2 separate regions of the Homo sapiens genome follow, and region 1 is linked to region 2. A link is an interaction called in ENCODE POLR2A ChIA-PET data of the cell type or tissue named here. Cell type or tissue: CD4-positive, alpha-beta T cell. All regions are shown on one strand. Each heading gives the region's core, and the rest is flanking DNA. Links, peaks and the distances in the headings are about the cores only. Region 1 overlaps TRERF1 (transcriptional regulating factor 1). Region 2 overlaps TRERF1 (transcriptional regulating factor 1).

Evidence for each region. Peaks named below come from ENCODE experiments on the same cell type or tissue, not always from the same donor. Only the 100,000 strongest peaks of a DNase experiment are listed, where the experiment ranks them.
Region 1: POLR2A ChIA-PET joins it to region 2 with 6 read pairs; 21 of 35 experiments call an interaction of 5 or more read pairs at or near these places.

The regions. Positions count from the first base shown.
Region 1 is chr6:42,372,886-42,375,792 of GRCh38, forward strand. All of the region lies in intron 2 of TRERF1 (transcriptional regulating factor 1), which reads right to left. Among named protein-coding and RNA genes, the nearest start is that of TRERF1, 78 kb to the right of the region's middle. In CD4-positive, alpha-beta T cell, for the core only: no CTCF peak of the experiment used is centred there; a DNase peak (open chromatin) is centred at 1,653; H3K27ac peaks cover 737 bases.
Region 2 is chr6:42,445,706-42,448,612 of GRCh38, forward strand. The region is part of intron 2 of TRERF1 (transcriptional regulating factor 1); the gene reads right to left. Among named protein-coding and RNA genes, the nearest start is that of TRERF1, 4.8 kb to the right of the region's middle. In CD4-positive, alpha-beta T cell, for the core only: no CTCF peak of the experiment used is centred there; no DNase peak of the experiment used is centred there.

The sequences.
Region 1 (2,907 bases), core at 306-2,805, 73 kb before region 2:
GGCAAAGGGTAAGAGTGTGTGTTCGGGAGTCACGTCAGAATTGGTCTGAGCTCAACTCTACCTCTGGCTAGCTGAGCAACTGGGTAGCTTGCTAACCTCTCTCAGCTCCACATTTTTCCTCAGTAACAGGATGAAGACAAGGATAATCAGGGTACCCATGCTATGGTTGTTGTAAAGATTTAATGAGAGGATGCACATAAAATGCTGTCAATAAATATAATTTGTTATTCTTGCTACAGTCAAAATACCAGTGGCCATCCTGCTGGTGTGGCCGGGGCACTTTCTTCTTTCTAACAGCCACAGTGTTGTGAAGAAGGGAGCACTGGTGGACTGGGCACATCCTGAGTCACCTAAGAAGGGGAAGAGGCTGGGTGCGGTGGCTCACGCCTGTAATCCTAGCACTTTGGGAGGCCCAGGTGGGTGGATCACCTGAGGTGGGGAGTTCAAGACCAGCCTGACCAACATGGAGAAATCCTGTCTCTACTAAAAATACAAAATTAGGCTGGGCACGGTGGCTCACACCTGCAATCCCAGCACTTTGGGAGGCCAAGGCGGGTGGATCATGGGGTCAGGAGATCGAGACCATCCTGGCAAACACAGTGAAACCCCGTCTCTATTAAAAATACAAAAAATTAGCTGGGTGTGGTGGCGGGCACCTGTAGTCCCAGCTACTCGGGAGGCTAAGGCAGGAGAATGTCATGAACCCCAGAGGCGGAGCTTGCAGTGAGCCGAGATGGCGCCACTGCACTCCAGCCTGGGCAACAGAGTGAGACTCCGTCTAAAAAAACAAAAAAAATTAGCCAGGCGTGGTGGCACATGCCTGTAATCCCAGCTACTCAGGGGGCTGAGTCAGGAGAATCGCTTGAACCTGGGAGGCAGAGGTTGCGGTGAGCCAAGATTGCACCATTGCATTCCAGCCTGGGCAACAAGAGCAAAAAAAAAAAAGAAGAAGAAAGAAAAGAAAAAAGGCCGGGCGTGGTGGCTCACGTCTGTAATCCCAGCACTTTGGGAGGCCAAGGTGGGCAGACCGTGAGGTCAGGAGATTGAGACCATCCTGGCCGACATGGTGAAACCCTGTCTCTACTAAAAATACAAAAATTAGCTGGGCGTGGTGGCACGTGCTTGTAATCCCAGCTACTCAGGAGGCTGAGGCAGGAGAATTGCTTGAACCAGGGAGTCGGAGGTTGCAGTGAGCCGAGATGGCACCATAGCCCTCCAGCCTGGCAACAAAGTGAGACTCTGTCTTTTTTTTAAAAAAAAAAAAAAAGAAGAAGAAGAAGAAGAAGAAGAAGAAGGGGAAGAGCCTGCTAAGCCTTAGAATGCCCAGGCAGCCGGGGGCGGGTGTGTGCAGCTTGCCCCTACACACTCTGTTCTCTGCCCTTCCTGGACCACTGGCTATATCAGCTGGGCTCTCTGGGCTTCCAGCTGGATTTAGTTAAAGTGAGAGCATTTATTCCCCCTTCCTCCTCTTCACCACAGTTTGACAGTGGTTGTGTCTCGTCACCATCACAGCTGTTGTCGAGGCCCTTTCTACCCATCCCTGGGGCTCCTTCCTTCTGGCCGAGGGGAGGTAATAGCTTCCCACTGTTGTCAGCTCTGGGGAGCCTCACCAGCCTTAGATGGTTTCCCTCACCATGCCCACACATCTGTAAATAGTCCTCTCCAGTTAAACCCTCTGTGTGTACCAGTCATTTCCTGCCAGAGCTCTGACTGACAGAGCAAGACCTACATCCACCTACCAGATAGATGGGGCTGAGAGGACAGCCCGGTCCTACCCTCACCCCCTACCATCTCCTCAGAGGTAGAAATGTGAACGGCAGTGTTTAAGACATAAGCACCTGGCCAGGTGTGGTGGCTCACACCTGCAATCCCAGCACTTTGGGAGGCTGACATGGGTGGATTGCCTGAGCTAAGGAGTTCGAGGCCACTCTGGGCAACATGGTAAAACCCTGTCTCTACTAAAAAAATACAAAAAATTAGCCGGGTGTGGTGGCGTGCACCTGTGGTCCCAGCTATTCAGGAGGCTGAAGCATGAGAATTGCTTGAACCTGGGAGATGGAGGTTGTAGTGAGCCAAGGTTGCACCACTCCAGCCTGGGCAACAGAGCAAGATTCTGTCAAAAAAAAAAAAAAAAAAAAAGACATAAGCACCAATGTGTTTTGCCCAAAAGTAATTATACGGGAAATTAACACCCCTGGAAGCTGGAAGAAACCCAGGAAGCTCAGGGTAAAGCGACTGTCCCAGCCCAGGCAGGGCCTTCTGTGTTCTTCCAAGTCCATCACACAATGGGGCGCCAACAAAGTCACAGGCTCTAGATGGGTGCCTGGCATATGGTAGGCACTTCATAAACACCTGTTCATGAAGATGCCTTCTGGCTGAAGATGCAAGCCCGAAATCCAAGAGATCCTGCAGAATTGGATACTCCATGAAAGCCACCGCTCTGTGGAGCAGCTCCGGAGCCACCCTTTGCTCATCATCCCATGCACATGAAGCTCAGAGGAGCCTCTTCTTTATCCACACAAATGCTAGTTCCTCCTCTCTTAGCAAGAAATGCCTGAGGCTGACAGCTGTCTCGTCACCTCTCTTGCTGATTTCGCTGCTCCTCATGCCCTCACAGGGCCAAACACAGCCTTGGTTTTGTGCAGTCCAAAAGCATTTATTAAGTGTCTACTATGTCCAAGCACCATGCCAGGCACTAAAGTTCCAAAGGCGATTAAGACAAAAGTCTCAGGGTCCAGGGACCACGAAGAACATGAAGGAGGAAGGCTACACACTGACTGACTAAAGAGGATTCTCAAAGATGGGTGAAGAAGCCTGAACTAAACTGGTCTTGAAGACTGCGGCTGTGATTACTATGGGGGGCTGTGATCACGATCACTATGGGGAAGGAGAGGGAAGGTGCAGGAG
Region 2 (2,907 bases), core at 155-2,654:
CCCCACCCCACAGCAGCCCTGCCCATTCTACTCCTAATGAGCATCTCACACCCACCCACTCCTCTCCATGCACCTCCTTCGCCTCCTCCTCCACCTGCCTCTTTACTGTGCTCTGCCTTTCTCTGCTCTCTTCTCCACCAATGCAATCTTCTTAAAACGTGAATTAGGGGCTGTCGCTTCCCACTCCAAACTTTCTTTTGTTTGTTTGTTTTGTTGTTGTTGTTTTTGAGATGAAGTCTCGCTCTGTCACCCAGGCTGGAGTGCAGTGGCACGATCTCCACTCACTGCAACCTTCACCTCCTGGGCTCAAGTGATTCTCCTGCCTCAGCCTCCCAAGTAGCTGGGATCACAGGCATCCGCCACCACGCAGCCTAATTTTTGTATTTTTAGTAAAGACAGTGTTTCACCATTTTGGCCAGGCTGGTCTGGAACTCCTGACCTCAGGCTATCCACCCGCTTCGGCCTCCCGAAGTGCTAGGATTACAGGTGTGAGCCACCGTGCCCAGTCCCACTCCAAACTTTCAATGGCTTCCCACTACACTTCAAATGAAATGTAAACCTTTTCAAAGCCCAGAGAGTCCTGCACAATCATCTCATGCTGCCCTCCCTCCTTCATCCTTGACCACCTGTGCCTCTTTGAGTTCTCCAAAACCAAAGTCCTTCTGCACAGGCTCTCCTCTGCTTCATGTGCTGTCTCCCCCAACCCCCAAACCTCAGAGAGGCCTTTCCAGGCTACTCTAATGAAATCCATCCAAGTCACTGGACTTGTGGTTTCATCAGAGCACTGATCACAATTGGCAAGCTGTATTTCTTTACATGTCTGCCTCTGGACTGTAAGTGAAGTGGTAAGGGTAGGGGTATGGGTAGAGGGAGATGATTATGTCTCTTTCAATTATCAATATATTTCTGGAGCTTTAACACAGTGCCTGGCAAATAGTAAGTCCTCAATAAGAAGCTGCCGCATGTATGAAAGAAACCAGGGCTGCTTATGGCATTAAAAAAACCCTCGTTCCGCAGCCGGGTGTGGTGCCTCACGCCTGTCATCCCAGCACTTTGGGAGGCCAAGGTGGGCGGATCACTTGAGGCTAGGAGTTCAAGACCAGCCTGGTCAACATGGTGAAACCCTGTCTCTACTAAAATAAAATTAAAAGTAGCTGGGCATGGTGGTGCACGCCTGTAATCCCAGCTACCTGGGAGGCTGGGGCAGGAGGATCACTTGGACCCGAGAGGCAGAGGCTGCAGTGAGCTGAGATTGAGCCACAGCACTCCAGCCTGAGTGAGAGAGCAAGATGCTGTCTCAAAGAAACAAACAAACAAACAAAACCCTCGTTCTTTGAGCTCAGAGTTATCACTGTTATTTAGGCACACGGGTTCTTTGTCCCCTTCCTGCTCTATCAAACATATAAAAAGAAATGTTTATGTTGCTAAACCAAACCCCAACAGCTCAGCATATGCTACCCCATGCCAGCTCATCGTCTTCCATGATGAAAGACCAAGAATCATCTGTTTCTTCAGTAAACCAAATTACTACAAGCAGCTACTCTGAGAACTTAAAATTCTTAGAAAATATCACAGAGGCTTTTTGTTGTGTGTTTTCTTTAGCCCAGAAGAAAAGATTTATTAAGAGAGCCCTGGGGTCAAACTCATGTTACTGAGACTATATTATTCCTTAAAAATGCCCACAGCACCCTTGTGGCAACGCACGCCAGTAACTGGAATCCAGCTGTTCTTGTCCTCCTCTCTCCACAAAAGAAATCAACTATTCGTTAGTTCTCCTTTATTTTACTGGTTTCCCTTCAACATGCAAATTCAGAAATATCATTAATCCACAAGATCCCAGATGATTTTAATCCTTCCTCCTCCCTCAGCCACACAGTTTTATGAGGTCGGAAATAAAATGAGCTGAATTCAACCGCCTTTAGAGCAGGACCATGAGCACCATTTATACCGCCTGGGGTATAAGCCACTTGCCTAGATCCTTACTTTTCTTTTTTGTTGTTGTTGTTTTTGTTTTTTTGAGACAGAGTCTCGCTCTGTCACCCAGGCTGGAGTGCAATGGCATGATCTCGGCTCACTGCAACCTCTGCCTCCCAGGTTCAAGCACTTCTCATGCCTCATCCTCCCAAGTAACTGGGATTACAGACCCCCACCATCATGCCCAGCTAATTTTTGTATTTTTGTAGAGACGGGGTTTCACCATGTTGGCCAGGCTGGTCTTGAACTCCTGACCTCAGGTGATCCGCCTGCCTCGGCCTCCCAAAGTGCTGGGATTACAGGCATGAGCCACCGCGCCCAGCCCTAAATCCTTACTTTTCATGGCAATGTCCAAAGTCAATAAAAACATCAAGAGCTTCTCCCAAAAATGCCCATAGTGAAATACAGAGAATCCTGGTGATAAAAATGATACTATATCATTATTATGAACCTTATCACAAATATTCAGCCAAATCCCAATTACCCACAGAAAGCAGGCAAAGCCACACTGGGCTTTCTGGTCTCCAGTTTCTCCCCAAAGCTATCTCCTCCTGCTGCCTGGGAATAAGAGCTTGGTTAACCTTAGACTTGACCAAGGATTAGACAAGTTAACCAACTGGCTGGAGAAGAAACTTCTAAGATGAACAGAAATTATTTTTGGTACCTAGGATATGTACATGCTGCACTCTCTGTTAGTGCATAGAATTGAGAATTTTTTGTCCAAGACACTGGCAGACATTTATTCATAAGTATTTCCTTGTGTTTGATGGTCAAGATCACCAGGCCACTCAAGAGACCTTTCTGGAATACCAAGGATCAAATCCACTTTCTCCATGAGAAGACAAAAACAGAAGTTAATCAGCTCACCCAAGTCCATGAAGCAATTGGCCGTTGGCTCAGGAAGAGACTGTCAAGACCTCTGGAGACCTCGCT